Linked DNA regions of Homo sapiens: region 1 is linked to region 2. The links are chromatin loops, found by intact Hi-C in ENCODE. Cell type or tissue: endothelial cell of umbilical vein. All regions are shown on one strand.

Evidence for each region. Peaks named below come from ENCODE experiments on the same cell type or tissue, not always from the same donor. Only the 100,000 strongest peaks of a DNase experiment are listed, where the experiment ranks them.
Region 1: a loop joins it to region 2, with 3 times the contacts of the local background. A loop is called at or near these places in 5 of 110 quality-filtered maps.

The regions. Positions count from the first base shown.
Region 1 is chr11:122,185,264-122,193,263 of GRCh38, reverse strand. The region is part of intron 2 of MIR100HG (mir-100-let-7a-2-mir-125b-1 cluster host gene); the gene reads left to right. Among named protein-coding and RNA genes, the nearest start is that of MIR100, 37 kb to the right of the region's middle. In endothelial cell of umbilical vein, no CTCF peak of the experiment used is centred here; DNase peaks (open chromatin) are centred at 3,823 and 6,613; H3K27ac peaks cover 5,384 bases.
Region 2 is chr11:122,041,136-122,049,135 of GRCh38, reverse strand. It overlaps a transcript of MIR100HG not described here. Among named protein-coding and RNA genes, the nearest start is that of MIR125B1, 55 kb to the left of the region's middle. In endothelial cell of umbilical vein, no CTCF peak of the experiment used is centred here; a DNase peak (open chromatin) is centred at 3,695; H3K27ac peaks cover 2,438 bases.

The DNA of each region.
Region 1 (8,000 bases), 140 kb before region 2:
GGTCATGTGGGAAATGCATGATAAATAGACACTGGCAGTGCAAGACAGTGGGATGAATCCATTACAGATGTCAGCTCTGGATGCTATAGGAGCATATAGGAGAGTCTCCTTCCTGGAGCAAGGATGACGGTTGAGAATGCCAGCAAGAGTTTCCAAGAAGGGAAAGGCACCACCCCTAGCCTGAGTCCTGTTGAATATGATTGAGCCTTGTTGTGTGGGGTCTGAAAGGAGAGAGCATTCTCTGCAGTAAGAACAGCACATGAGGAAGTCAGGGGATGCCCCAAAGAGCAACATAATAAAAGGCTTATGTTTGGGTGTGATAGATAAGACAGAGACACATGAAGTAGTTGGACAATAAGACAGTTTCCAATCAAGTACTAATTTTGCAGTACAATGAACTACGAGTATAGAACGGATCACCATGCACTTATTCTGGAAATCTCTCAGAAAATGTGGGTTCTGACTCACTCCTTGAGAAATGACAGTGCTAAATCTGAGATAAAAAAAAGTCTGGGTTTCAGTCTCACTCTGCCAATTACTAGCCTGGTGATATTTTCTCAATCTTTAATTTCTACATCATGAAATGAAGACACTAAGATTCAACTCTCAGAGTTGTATTGAAGATAAAATAAGACTTGTAAACTGTAAAGCACTACACAAACATTAGTTTGTTCATTAAAACTGTTTACCTGTAAAATAGAGAATTCTTCATTGATAAAGATATTTGGATGATATAAAAAGAAGCATAAGTATACTTACATGCAATGATACAATATTTACATTAAAAATATGTTAATTTTACATATTTATACATATACTTTTTATAAAAATCTTGGTTAATGCTATTGAAAAATGCAAATGTGTTAATGAGTTGACTGTGTCTTTTTACACATTTCTGACTCTTAGGATAGGGCAGAAAAACAGCCCTTCAGGGTAGGCCGTCTGATTCAGCGGTACGTGTGATGTGTTAGGAATTAAGTAGTTCAGGTGTGCTAATTTAGAAGTAAACTCTCTCCTAAGAAAACTGCATTCCTGTAGACAGAAGTTTTACTTGAGGATTTCTGTCTCAAAATAGAACTCTAAGTGGTGCAACTTTCTCTTCACTGTCTCCATTTCCTCCTCTTTAAATGACCATAAGCAATGGCAGCATTTTAAAGTCACACTCATACAAGTGGCCTTTAGAGAAGTTTGATTTCATTAGTCTTATACTCTGGTCAGATGTAGGCAAGGGCAAGGAACATCTAACAGATACAGAACGACCCACTAAAAGAATCTGAACTCTTTTGAGTGCTTTTCAAAGACTATGGGTGAAATACTAAAATGTAATTGACACAGTGTGTTCAGGCATGCAGTGTAAATGATCCTTCACTCCACGTGCTCCATCAGTTCTAGACAGCCCTTGGCCATCTTGTGGGAAGAAACCCCTGCTTTGTCTCCCTCGTTCCCACTGATACCAACACTGAGCTGATCATTATAGAGGAGAGTGACGCCAGTGCTTTTCCATGTGGCTGTGAACGTGGCCCTGAAAAGCATCAAAAGAAACATTAGAGATTTGTCACTCACTCTTGCTTAATGATGAATTCAAGGAAGCTGAAAGTGGAGGCCCATCACTCCCAGCTATGGGCTTGAAGTTATGGCCAGTTGGTAGTCCTCTTTCTCCATCCATTACTGCATCCACCTGGACCTAACTGTTCTAAGAGCTACCTTTCTAAAACTTATGTAAGGAAAGAGAGCATGACTCTTTTCTTGGAATATGAAGTCTATGAGATATCAATACAAATTCTACAAAATAAGGAGGTATTCTAAGGTCAAACAAGTTTAAGAAATCCTGAATATGTCCCCACTGGACATTCAAAATGTACATCAGCATAGTTAAGGCTGTAAAATAAAAATAATACAATAAAGTAAAACATTTGCTTTCCCAGTGATTTGACTTTAGAACTGTTTTATTTAGTAATACTCATTAACACCTTGAATACTTCTTGCTTCTAGTTTATAAGAAGATAATGTTCTTACAGAAGTCTCAGTAAATAGTCCTCTTGAAGGCTGAAGTCCATGCTTTAGACTGAAAAAAAGTTGAACGTAGCTTGGATAAATCTTATAACTGAGGAATACATGCTTACCATCCAAAGGTTCTTTTTAATAGCCAATTATTTATTAAATTGGGGGTTTGCCGGGGAGGTGGGAGGTGAAATAAGCAATCAGCATTCGAGCCCATTCCTTATTCAGAAAAAATTTTTTTCTCTTCTATTACTGGCTAGATCTCATGGAAAATCCCTTGAAAATGCTGAAATGAACTTTTCCTCTCCCTCTCTTCTGGCTGTTTGCCTTTTTTTCATAAAGAATGAGTGTAGATTTGATCTGTAACTATTATAGTTTATATTTGATGGGACCCTATGGAAAACTACTAGCCAAGAGAAAGAGTAATCACTAGTAGTTTTAACTGTAATCACAGAGAAATCCTTCCCTGTCCTTCAACCTTTCCATGGCTCTGTAATTGTGAGCCGTATCTTTCATAGGACGTTTCCCATAGGTGCTAAGATCATATTTTCTCTCCATATAGGTTCTCCAAAGTATCTTTTTTTTTCTACCCACAAAAATAGACAGGGAGTCAGGCAATGGGATCAACTCTATTCATCATACATATCATTTTATACCTCTCCAAGGAAGCTTTTCTTGATCAATTTTCTTCTCTAATCACTGCTTCTCCCAGCATTTCTTCTGAATCTATTTAATGCGTAGGATATTATTTTACCTATGGTGTCACAATACTTTGCAACTGATCTTAGTTTATTCATCTGTGTGTTTTCTCTGTCAACTAGAATTTAAAGTTCATTGGAGGCAGGTACAATATATTTAATTTTTTCATACTATCTTCAAAGTCTTACATGCAGTAAGACTTGTACAGAGTTTTATACATAGTGGGCATTTGCTTATTTGAATTAAAAATAATCTACGTGGAATGAATGTCAGGACATCTACTCATCTCCTAGGTTTTCTATCGATATGACTGGAACGTGAACATTGGAGTCCTCCTGACCTGAGCTCAAATCCTAGGCCAAAAACATCAGTAATCTTTGTGCTCTTAATCAAGCTACTCTTCTTCTCTGAGTTTCCATTTTCTCATATCCACAATGGAGATCTTGTATCTACCTTTTCCTAAAAGACTGTATGAGGAATAGTTAGAAGTTTAAGTTCTGATGTCAGACAGTTCTGATTTGAAAGCCCTCTCTGCTACTTGCTACCTCATATTGAAAAAATTGGTTAACCTCTGATGAGCCTCATTTTCCTCATCTGTGAGTTAGGATCCATAATAGGATTTATGTCATGAACTTGTTTGGATTAAATGAAATAATGCAAGGAAAACTTAGAATGGTACCTGATACCTAGCAAGCATTCAATTAATGTTAACTGCTGCTGTTGAAGAGTACCTAGAATACCTGATGCTGGTGGGCTCAAATAAACCATAGTTCTTTCTCCTACTAATTCCCATCTTTAAATCCATTGCCATGGCAGATGCACTTTGCAAATCTGTTGGCTAAATGCGTAACTTTCATTGCAGGAATGGCATTCTGCCTGTTTTGCCTATCTTAAATGGCACAAAATTCTTCTGAAGGAAAAGACTTTCTCAGGAAGATAATCCATATCTGGATTGAAAAGAGCTTATGTTTTTAAAGTGTGGGTTGGAGACATTTTTTAATTGAACGCAGCCATTTTTTATCATGTTGATTTCCTCAGGATATGAATCAGAGAGAAAGAACTGAAGTCTTGTCTCAGGAAGAAAGAGGGCAGGCAGAGGATTTTTCACTGGTAAGGCAACTTGCACACTTGTCCTTTTCATAGTGAGTCATGATCTATGATACATTTCATAGCAATGTCTATGAGTTTCCAATTCTGGAATTAGACATGCCAGCCAAATAAGGGAGGGAGAAGAGAATAGACTTTTAATCCACCTCATTGCCATTCAGAGTTCTAGAAGCGGAGCTTCAAGAAAAGGAGTATTCTAGCACCCACTTTTAGTCTTATCTTTAAACACATTGAGAAAGAGAATTAGCTAATTACTTTCCAAATGCTTCCAGCAGAGCAATTCCACGGGGTTTTTTTTCCCCCAATAACTAGCTCTAGTGTTCCAGAAAAATCAGTCTCCCTAATCTCTTTCCAAATCTTTTTTTTTTTTTTTCCTCTATGACTTGAGGCTAACTTTTCTTTTTCTTTGTTTTCATACTGGCTGACCTAAGCTCTTCTTAAAATGACGCCATGAATTTTTTAAAGTTATTAGGCCTACCTTCCCTAGTTTTTTTTTTTCTAATGAAGGAAACTTAACTCTCTTTAAAAGCTCTCTTATATCCAATTTTTTTACACTTCAAGTCACTTTGGACTGATGTTCTAAGGATGTTTCCCAGCTATTCTAGTAATGAATAAAAAACACCAATGGTTTGTTACCATTGGTCCTTCACATCCATGGATTTCACATCTGGGGATTCAATTAACTCTGGATCAAAAACATTTGGAAAAAAAAAGGATTGTTGTGTCTGTACTGCACACCTACAGATTATTTTCTTGTAATTCCCTAAACAATAAAATATAACAATTATTCACATAGTATTTACATTTTATTAGATATCATATGTAATCTAGAGATGATTTAAAGTATACAGGAGGATGTGCATAGGTTACATGCAAATACTAGACATTTTATATAAAGGACTTGAGCATCTGCAGATTTTGGTATTGGCAGGGGATCCTGGAACCAATTCTTCATGGATGCCACGTGATGACAGTATATGCACTTGGGTATCCCCAGGACTTGGTGCTACTCAGAGTATATTATAGGTGCTTAAAATGGTGACTGAATAAATATGACCTTATATTTCTATAGCTTTTAATGCTTTATGGAAAACTTCAATTTCCTTAAAAAGTCCTGTCTGCAGTTGTCTTATTTTCACCTTTTCCACCACCCAAAATAACCTTACCTTTGGTTATAAAGTCAGTAAGTTTTACAGTGGAGACCAGAACTTGGTCTCCAGTTCCCAGCCACACAAGTTTATTGCCTTAACCTGAACATTTGCTAAAGTGGTGGTGCTAGTGTTTTGAAAAATGTAGACCTCCCAAACTCAACCTTGTACTCATATAATGAAGAGAATAACAAGAGTGCAGACCAGTTCTACTATGTCTTTGTTTTGGGAATATATCTGAACATCATGTTATTTTTAAATTGTAAAATGTGACTTGTTCATACTTAGCTTTTATTCTTCTCTGAGCTTGAGCTCCAATTCTCACTGCCTTTTCTACAAGCTCATCATTTTTTCACATGGTATCTCTACATTGTGTTATGGTATGAAATATTAATAGCCCACAATAGGGCACTTTTAATCTCTTCAACACCAAGATATAGGACATCTTGGTGCCTTGATTAAATAGTGCGTGGTCAGTGTGAGGACCTTGATTCTCCTCCTGGTGAAATTCTTTCTGTCACAAGATTTCTTCAATGTAAAAATCAACAATCATTACTATTCCTTTCATTACTTCACTGGAGTTCGAAGTCAGCCAAAGAAAGATATTAAATAATCAGGGAGACAGGGTCTCTTGCATTGAACTCCTTAAAGGCAGGGACTATGTCAGAAATTTATGCCGAGCGCCGTGACTCACGCCTGTAATCCCAGCACTTTGAGAAGCCAAGGTGGGTGGATTGCTTGAGGTCAGGAGTTCAAGACCAGCCCAACCAACATGGTGAAACCCTGTTTCTACTAAAAAAAAAAAAAAAAAGCCCAGCATGGTGGTGCATGCCTGTAATCCCAGCTACTTAGGAGGCTGAGGCGGGGGAATCGCTTGAACCTGGGAGGCGGAGTTGCAGTGAGCTGAGATTGCACCACTGCCTTCCAGCCTGGGTGACAGAGCAAGACTCTGTCTCAAAAAAAAAAAAAAAGAAAAAAGAAAAGAAAAGAAACTTATGTAGCCCCATCCCCTAATCCAGGGTCTGGCACAGAGCAGGTACTTAATACATTATTAATTACAATTGAATTGACATCTATAAGAAAATTCAAGAAATCTGAGCCTTGTGACTTTGTCCATAATGATGTGGCCTTAGCTAAGACTCTGAGCTTCTGTTTTGTCATCGGTTAAATGGGATCTCTGTCTACCTTTAATGGGAATGTGAGAGTCCTAGGAAATTTGACCTTAAGGAATATTTGTTTTAGACTTCATAGACTAGATGGAGTTCTAGTTTTTAAGTGAATAATTTACAGACTAACGGGCTTTACATGAATAATCAAAGCAAAGGGGCTCTTGGTGACCTACTTGTGAATTAATATTTTTAATTAGTAAGTCATTTTTGACAAATTCACACAACCCTCGATATCTGTTTGTTTGATTTCCTTTAATTCACTTTCCATTATGGTCAACTTTACTATTGAAATGAAATCATCAACTTGAAGATATGTTGAGAAATGGTGTTACAGTCTGGGTTCATAAATCTTAACAGGAAGAACCTGGAGCCAAGCAGCTCAGAGCATTATGAAATCAGTTAATTCAGGCTTCTGGAATATGTGAGCAGTCTACCACTTTCTCATTAATCTGAGGCAGAATGCCCAGAAAGAGTATTTCGCAAAGGTTAGTGCAAAAGAGAAGTCTGTTGAGTCATTGTTGGGTGTTGGATAACAGAGCAAATTTATTGCATTAATCAGTGGAGGAAGTCTGTATTCTAAGATTGCCTTGCTAAGAAAGTCATTGTAAACTTGTAAATGAACAATTCTGCTTCCTCAATGGCTCTCAAACCTGAATGGGCATCAGAGTCATCTGGAGGACTTGTTAAATCACAGATGGCTGGGTACTACCCTTAAAATTTCTTCTGATTTTGTAAATTCTAATTTGGGGGTGGGGTGGATCCCAAGAACTTGCAATTATCACAAGTTTCTAGGTGGTGCTAATGCCACAGGACGGGGACTATACCTTGAGAACACTGTGCTACTTGATTTTCCTTAAGATTGCCAAGCCTGGTGAAAATAAACATTCCGTGGGACTGCTGCTCTTTTCTGAGACTGATTTAATGAAATAGGACGTAGATAAGCCATCAATAGCACAAGCCACAGGCAGACATCTATGGGTCAGAGTGTCTGTATAGAACTACAATGAACCCTAGATATAGAGAAACAGATTTTTTTTTTAGGTTAAGTTTTAAGCTCAGCTCCTTCATGACTTTGTAGGACATATTATTGTGGTCTGTTCCAAGCTCCTTCTGGAGTCATCTGAAAATATATTGCCAGAATCTTTTAAAAAAAGGGAGAGGAGATATGTTTTCATTTTCTTTCAGGTGGTCATTCCAGGTTGTCATCTCTTTTCCAACAAACAGGCCGTGTATTCAGGTATTCTACCCTCTTGCTTTGTGATTTAATCAGTCAGTAGACAGTAATTCTCTATCAAGTTCTTTTAAGTCAAGTTCTTATTTCATATAGGTACAATGTTATCAATTCTGGTTCTTTTCCTGGAAGCTCATTTTATTCAATTCAGTTCAACACCCATTGTGTGACTTCCTATGCTAAGCACTATTCTAGGGACTTAAAAAAAGACATGACCAAGACAGACACCAATCCCTACCCTTGCAGAATCTACATTCTAGCACAGGGAGACAGACAGTAAACAGTACATCAGCCAATATATTATATTCTTCATAGTAAATGCTATGGAAAAGATGAAAATAAAGCAGAGTGATTAGGTTTAAGACTGGGGTGGGGCACTGGCAGAGGAGGACCATGTGCACAGTTGCAATTTTAAATAGGAGTGTCAATTGAGCAAATATCTGAGGCAGGTGAGACTGTAAGTATATATCCAGGGAAGAGTATCACTGGCAGAGAGAACAGCCTGTGCAAAGGCCCAGTGGCAGGAGACTGCCTGGCGCATTTAATGAACAGCAAAGAAGCCAGCATGGCTGATTCAAAGAGATGGAAGGGAATGCATTATAGGTCAGAGAGATAACAGAGAGGCAAGGGTGAGGCCCCATGAGG
Region 2 (8,000 bases):
ATTAGCCAAGCGTGCTGGCAGGCACCTGTAATCCCAGCTACTCAGGAGGCTGAGACAGGAGAATTGCTTGAACCCTGAGGCAGAAGTTGCAGTGAACCAAGATCATGCCACTGCACTCCAGCCTGGGTGACAGAGCGAGACCCCATCTCGAAAAAAAATAAATAAAATAAATAAATAAATAAGAGAAGAAAAGAACCCTTAGGCTTTTGTATGTGCACAATTTTCCTCACCATCTAAACAGCCCTTCTATTTTTGTTTTTGCTCTGATAACAGCTCTTACTAAATAGTTAAACAAGTCCTTGATATGACTTCTTCAGGTTTTCTGTAAAATGGGAATAATCTTTTTTATTATGCAAGTGCTTCTTTTGAGGTATAATTGGACCTTCTCTTAAACATCAGCTGAATAAGACTCATCTCTTCTCTTCTTTATCTGCTTCTACACTCAAAAAATAAAGAAGGAAAATTTAATCACAAAGCCAGAATGTGTTACAAGAAGTGCTGCTATGAGTCAGATTTTTCCTGCAGTACTTAGGGCCCATGGGAAGTGACTGCAGGGCTGAGATGGATTTACCAGGAGACCAATGCTCAGGACATCTTACTAAAGTAGTGGCTTTCATGCCCCGTGGAAAGGCCTGGGAAAGTTGTGATTTCCCCAGAATTACTGACTTCACTTCCCAGATACCGTTTACAAAATCCCATGTATGGCAAAGTCTTTGTACCCTTATCCCAAACCGTGTCCTTATTTGAGAATCAATCACTGAGGCAATGAGTAGAGGCACCAAGGCAGAATTTTGAAGACCTCTGAAGCCAGAAAGACTTAGTTACGAATCCCTGCTCAGTCATGCACAAGCTACGGGTCCTTGTCCATGTTACTAAATCTGTCACAGCTTAATGTTTAAAATTTAATGGGGCCGGGCGCAGTGGCTCACGCTTGTAATCCCAGCACTTTGGGAGGCCGAGGCGGGCAGATCACAAGGTCCAGAGATCGAGACCATCCTGGCTAACACGGTGAAACCCCGTCTCTACTAAAAAATACGAAAAATTAGCCTGGCATGGTGGCGGCGCCTGTAGTCCCAGCTACTCGGGAGGCTGAGGCAGGAGAATGGCGTGAACCCGGGAGGCGGAGCTTGCAGTGAGCCGAGATTGCACCACTGCACTCCAGCCTGGGTGACAGAGCGAGACTCCGTCTCAAAAATTAAAATAAAATAAAATAAAATAAAATAAAATAAAATAAAATAAAATAAAATAAAATAAAACAAAATAAAACTTAATGGTATCAGATCCCAAATAAAAGCCTTCCTCTTGGTGGGAATGCAAATTAGTACAGCCATTGTGGAAAACAATATGGAGATTCCTCAGAAAATTAAACATAAAACTACCCTATGATCCAGCATTTTTGCTTTTGGATATATATCCAAAGGAAGTGAAATCAGTAAGTCAAAGAGATAGCTACACTCACATGTTTATTGCAGCATTATTCACTGTAGCCAGGCTATGGCATCAACTTAAGTATCCATTAATGGATGAATGGATAAAGAAAATGCGGTACATATACACAACGGAATACTATTCAACCTTTAAAAATAAGGAAATTCGGTCATTTGTAACAATGTGAATGAACCTGGAGAGCATAATGCTAAGTGAAATAATCCAGCCACAGAAAGACAAACACCACATGTGCTCATTTATATATGGAACCTAGAAGAGTTGAAATCATAGATGCAGAGAATAGAAATGATGGTAACCAGGGACTGGGGTGGGAGGTGTTAAAAAAGTCTTGCTCTGTATCTATAATTTGGACTTTTTTTTGTTTGTATTAATGACTCTTAAACATATAAAATCCCCCACTGTATTTTTGGTCTGTCTCTCCAGTTCCCCGATACTGTTTTATTCCTTAATTCTTTCCTCATCTTTAAAAAGAACTCTTTGTGTTTACTTTTCTTTACCTCTTAGAAAACGTCACCAAAGGTTGTTATGAATCACAGCAGTCTGGCTTGAGAAATGGTCAACATAAAAGTTCCAAATATAATTTATCCCTGGATGATGTTGTCTGTGAATTATTCATACAATCTGATTAGGAACTTGAGAGCATTTGTAGTCAAATAACAACTTTTCTCCAAATGACGCACAGCACGTCTGAGACAGAGCACAGTGATCTCAATTGCCAGATGAGAAACCGAGGCCCAGGAATGCAGAGGGCTGAACCAACGTTGAACGAGAACTGTGGAATAAAAAGTCAAAATGTTTCTACCAGGGCTTAAGACTAAGTAGTAAATCCCCACCTACTCCCTCTCCTCCTCCTATTTCCTGTAGGATAAATTATTTTTAAGAGAAACACGCAGGTGAAAGGAAAACACGCTCTTTGAGGACATGTGGCTAAACCAGATGCTAACAGCATTCAAGCTCAGATACAGCAATAACAGCAGAAACCAAATGTGAACTAAAGCCAGTACCTAATCTGCTGTTCTTAACCTGGCATCCAAGGCCTTTCATGAGCCAGCCCCGGCCTGGTTTGCCAGCCTTGGCTTGCCCACCGAATTCCCAACTGGAAACTGAAACCCCAAGTGACATTCACACTAAACTCTCTCCAAACTCCCAGCATCTCCACCCTTCTTCTCTTCCTGTCTTACTTATCCTTCCATCTTTGACCTGAGCATCAATGCCACTAGGAGTGCTTCCCAGCCTTCTTCCACCCCTCCTTGGGGTTAGAGTCCCCTCCCCTGTGTTCCCAGAGTACACTGTGCATATTCCTGTCTTAGTTTCTCATAGTGTGTTAACATTACCTGCTCCCTTGTGGCCCTTTCCCACCACACTGGGAGCTCCTTTAGAGGAAAGGCTGTAGCTTGAGTGCTTGGCGCACATTAGTTCTTCAATAAATGCATGCTAAGAGAATCAGTATTGTCCAGGTCTCCAAAGAAAAATAACTCTTTGGCCAGGTGTGGTGGTTCACACCTGTAATCCCAGCATTTTGGGAGGCCGAGGTGGGTGGATTGTCTGAGGTCGGGAGTTCGAGACCAACCAGGCCAACATAGTGAAACCCTGTCTTTACTAAAAATACAAAAAATTAGTGGGGCGTGGTGGTGGCCATCTGTAATCCCAGCTACTCGGGAGGTTGAGGCAGGAGAATCACTTGAACCCGGGAGATAGAGGTTGCAGTGAGCCAAGATCACGCCATTGCACTCCAGTCAGGGCAACAAGAGTGAAACTCCATCTCAAAAAAAAAAAAAAAAAAAAGAAAAGAAAAGAAAAAAAATAGAAAAAGAAAAAGAACTCTTTGCTTGATTTCTTTTTCTTTTACCAACAGGTAATGAGCTTTCCCCTTGCATGTAGTAAGGCTATGATCTAGCAGACTTGTTCTATGGAATCAGTATGGCTTACCTAAGTAAAAAAAAAAGAATAATAGATTGTTTGACTTGAAAGGACGTTCAGAAGTCATTTATTTTTCACCCCCATCAGCCCCAATGTGAATTTCCTAGAAATTTGTAAAGATTTTAGTAATTAAAGGCCACAAAAGGTAGCAGTCAGCATTAGAAACAAGGACATGTTAACCTTAAACGGGCTCAGATGGCATGTTCAGATAAGTTTGGTTTTCAAGAATCAAGAATGAAGCTTCCAACTTGTCACCCCTTCCTGTTGAGACATGTGAGTACATAGAAAGTCATGTAATTCATAAGCCTATGATTCATTTACTCTCCATTCATCAAACTGCTGAGTGTCATGAATGCGTTTGACGCCTGTTTAAGCTTCCTTTTCTTGACAAGGAAGTTTGTTTTTGGGAGATAACTCATGTACTAAAATCTAGGGACTTACAGGGAAATTCCAAAGCAGACAAGTCAGAGAGGCATGTAAGCTGGCCCCAAAACCTTTTTCCAGTATTGGTTAATAATCTAGGAGCCTTGAGGGGAGTAATAGTCTATAGATGACATGAGCCACTAGTTAATGGACTGAATTACCCAAGAGATCAATGAGCGACACCAGAACTTTGAAGGTTTCCCCAATTCTCTATACAGTCTTGGTTGGCTTCAGATTTATGGCATGAGACTAAAATGTGTAAAAATGACCCAAGGATTTTAGAAAGAAAAACACTCAAGTAAAATAGTGGTCACTTTGAAAAGTAGTAAGAATGGACCAATTCAAATCATAAACTGCATTATTGCCTATGCGAAAATCCCATACTATACCTTTTATTTCCTCTTCTAATTTTTGAATTGTAAAATACACATAACATAAAATTTATTACCTTAACCATTTTTAAATGTACAATTCAGTTGTTCTAAATACATTCATAATGTGCAAACATCACCACCATTCATCTCTATAACTCTTTTTGATGCCAATCTTTTTTTTAAAAAAAAAAAAAAGGAGTTTTTTTTTTGTGATTTTTTTTTGGTGTGTGTGTGATTTTTTTTAATTTTTTTTTTGAAACTGAGTCTCACTCTGTCGCCCAGGCTGGAGTGCAGTGGCGCAATCTCAGCTCACTGCAATCTCTGCTTCCCAGGTTCAAGCCATTCTCGTGCCTCAGCCTCCCGAGTAGCTGGGATTATAGGCTAGCCCCACCACACCCAGCTAATTTTTGTATTTTTAGTAGAGACGGAGTTTCAAATCTTTTAATGTTCTGAAATGACCCTGTACAAGGAAGGGTTGAGGTCTTTCTTTTTGTTTCTCTCTATGATAGAGTTCAAGATTAAGAATGCTAAAGTCAAATCTTCAAATGAGAGCATCAGTCAGAAGTCGATGTGAGATTACTAGCTATGACTGAAAAAAAACAAATCAAAACAAAAACAACCAAATATCATCATCTAGGAAAAGGCTGTTACTTTAAAATAACTGTGATGTCCAGAACTGAGGTCTGACTCAGGCTTGACGAAATCAGGAGCGGCAGCAGTCAGACTGATGCTGAAGAGACATCTTAGTTTGCTTGAGATGCTGTCAAAAAATGCCTGAGAGAAGGTAATTAACAGAAATTTGTTTCTCACAGTTCTGCAGACTAGGAAGTCCAAGATCAGGCACCACAGGTTTGCTGTCTGGTGAGGTCCTGCTGCCTTGAACGCTGCATCCTTTGTAGAGGACAAACACCGTTTCTTCACAAGGCAGAAGGGATAGAAAGGAAAAAAGAGCCTAGCTAATTTCCTCTAGCCTTTTCATAAAGTTGTTAATCCCATTCATGAAGACAGAGCTCTCATGACCTAATTACCTCCTGAAGGTCCCACTTCTTAATAATATCACCTTAGGGCTTAAGTTCCAACATAAGAATTTTGGAGGGGACACAAACATTCAACCATAGCAGGAGAGAAAGCACTGTAGTTCATAATAGGCTGAACCCAAGGAAAATCAGTAGATTGAGATGAGTTCGAATTACAACTTGGGATCTCTAGAAACCTAAGAACCCTTCTAATTCTTGAATTACTGCATTCCTGCTTCATGGTGCTCCAACATCTGCTTGAACACTTCTGTATATACAAAACCCTTTGCTTCCTCAGCTTACCCATTATACGGATGGCTCTGAGTGTTCGAAGGTTTCTCCTTGTATTGGAGCAATATTTATCTCTGTTTCTTCCAGCCATGCTTCCTTTTAAAGATATGCACAGTAAGTGAAATCCTTTTATCCCACATAACTTAGTGAGTTTGGGGACCCATCTGTGGAGATTTCCGTGATTGATGATTCTCTCTAGGTGAAAGCTTCCTGGATCTTTCTACTTCTCCTCATAAAATATAGCTTCTAATACCTCCACTTTCTTGATTGTTTTCCTCTGAAAATCCTTCTATTTGTCACTTCATCCTTTAAATGTGTTAATTAAACGAACGTACAGGCCTCTTCATGCTCAGATCTTGAAAAATTCATGGTGGAGTCACATTATTTTTTAAATGAACATGGACAAATTTTCTTCTGTTTCCCGAGCTCTCTCCCTCGTAGCCAACGAATGTGATTTTTCTGTGCTTATTACATCTAAGTGGCATGTTTGTCAGCATTTGTTTACTAGAAAATTCCATTCTCATTATTTTCGAATTCCTATGGGCTGTTGAGTGAAAGATCTTGCCTTAGACCACATTTAAATCATGACATCAAGTGCAGCCATACAATTCAAGGACAAATAAACCCCAAATAAAAATAAGGAAAAAGGAGACTCTGTATATCATTCGAAAGCAAAATGAAACATCATTTTTTTATGTGAGTGTAAGTGGAAGTTGACAGGCAATTCAGGATAGGATTAGTGAAGGGGGAAAAGCACTTATTGATTTATTTTTTCACAGAGAAAGCCAGATTGTGTATGTCTAGACCTTGGGTATATACACACACAGAATTAATCAAGAAGAGAATGTACAACTGCATCAATATGTTTTTATTTTTATGGTTATTTATTGAGCTTTATTTGTCTATGCAATAGAGAACAGTCCATAGGCTCCATGGAAAGGTTTGTATGATATATATACTGTAGCGGAAAACAGATGGTCATCTGATATTAATAACTGTGTTTAAACAAAGCTGAATTGCTATTAGTGATACCATCAATGATGATGTATTTGGAAAGCATGGTAAAGGGACTTTCACCCCCTTGGAATATTTTTTCTTTCAGTGTTTGTGATTGTCTACACAACATTGAAAACATCTGCACGTAAACCAAACCTTTCAGCCCGTCATCTGCATGGCTGGCATATGCAGTGCCAAACAACTGAGCACTGAGAAAGAAAAATGCAACTGGCTAAATTATTTAGACCAATACAACCAGATCTGAATAATTATTCAAAGGGTTGATTAGTATGGACACCTCACTGTATCTAGACACAAAATAGAACATCTAATTCAAATCACTCTGATCTGTTAAGATCTTACTTGGTTCCTGGTTACTTACAAGAGTACAGTTTGGATGCTTTAATCACGCCTGTCGTCCCAGCCTCATCTGCAGCTTCTCTTCACTTTATAAACTCGACAATCCAATCATACAGACTATGCACCAATTTAAGAGCCCGTGATGCTTTTTCATGTTTTCAAGCATGCCTTGGCTTCTTTGCATTCTACCTAATATTTTTCTTCCAATTTGTCTGTCTGATAAACTTCTAATCTTTGCATCCATTTTTAAAACCATGCTCAAATATAAACTCCTTTGGGGAAGTCATTGCTGACTTCTCTATACTAAATTAGTTGTTTCTTCCACCACACTCCAATAGGGCACCTCATGAAAGTTACCATCACACTTTGCACGGGGACCTTTGTCTGCAGTTGTCTCTTTCTTACTGGACTATGAGTACAGTAGGAGACATGCCTTTTTAATCTTTGACTCCTCTGTACCTAGAATACTGGCTAACTCATAATTGGCATTCCACAGATTATATTTGAACTAATTGCAATGTGAACTTCTTCATTGATAGGATTTCTATCTAAACAATTTTGGGTTCTTGTTCAACAATTCACTAGAGCTATACAAATGATAGCTAAAGGAATAAATCTCAATTCAATATTGATTGGATTGCATAAATTGAAATAACATGTTCAATCAACTTTAATTCGTTGACTGCATATTTTGCATTTCATGCCTTTTTTCAACTGCATGGAAGACACATCTTTATGGTATTTGAATTATTATTCACAAAATGCACTTTAATATATTTGTAGTTGTGATATGTGGCTTATGAGGATGCCTGAACTCTCTAGGAATTTTCCAAATCTCCTACAATGCATGATACTAAAAAAATACAGCTAATGTTAAATACCTAGTAACCTTCACAGAAGCTATGTTCATAGCATGAAAAGGTATAAAAGGATTATAGTATGTCCTATTCACCTATTCAATTCTAGGCACTGGAGAATTTTCATCATGTCTTTTTTGCTTTATATTCAAATATTTGGTAAGAAAAAGAAATTTCCCGTGTTATCATTTTATGTGTAATATTAACTTGAGAAATGTACATGCTTTTATATCTGTAATATATATATTACATATTTTTATATATAGTTCTTTTGGGTGTGTATATAGATAGATACATGTAGATATATATTTATA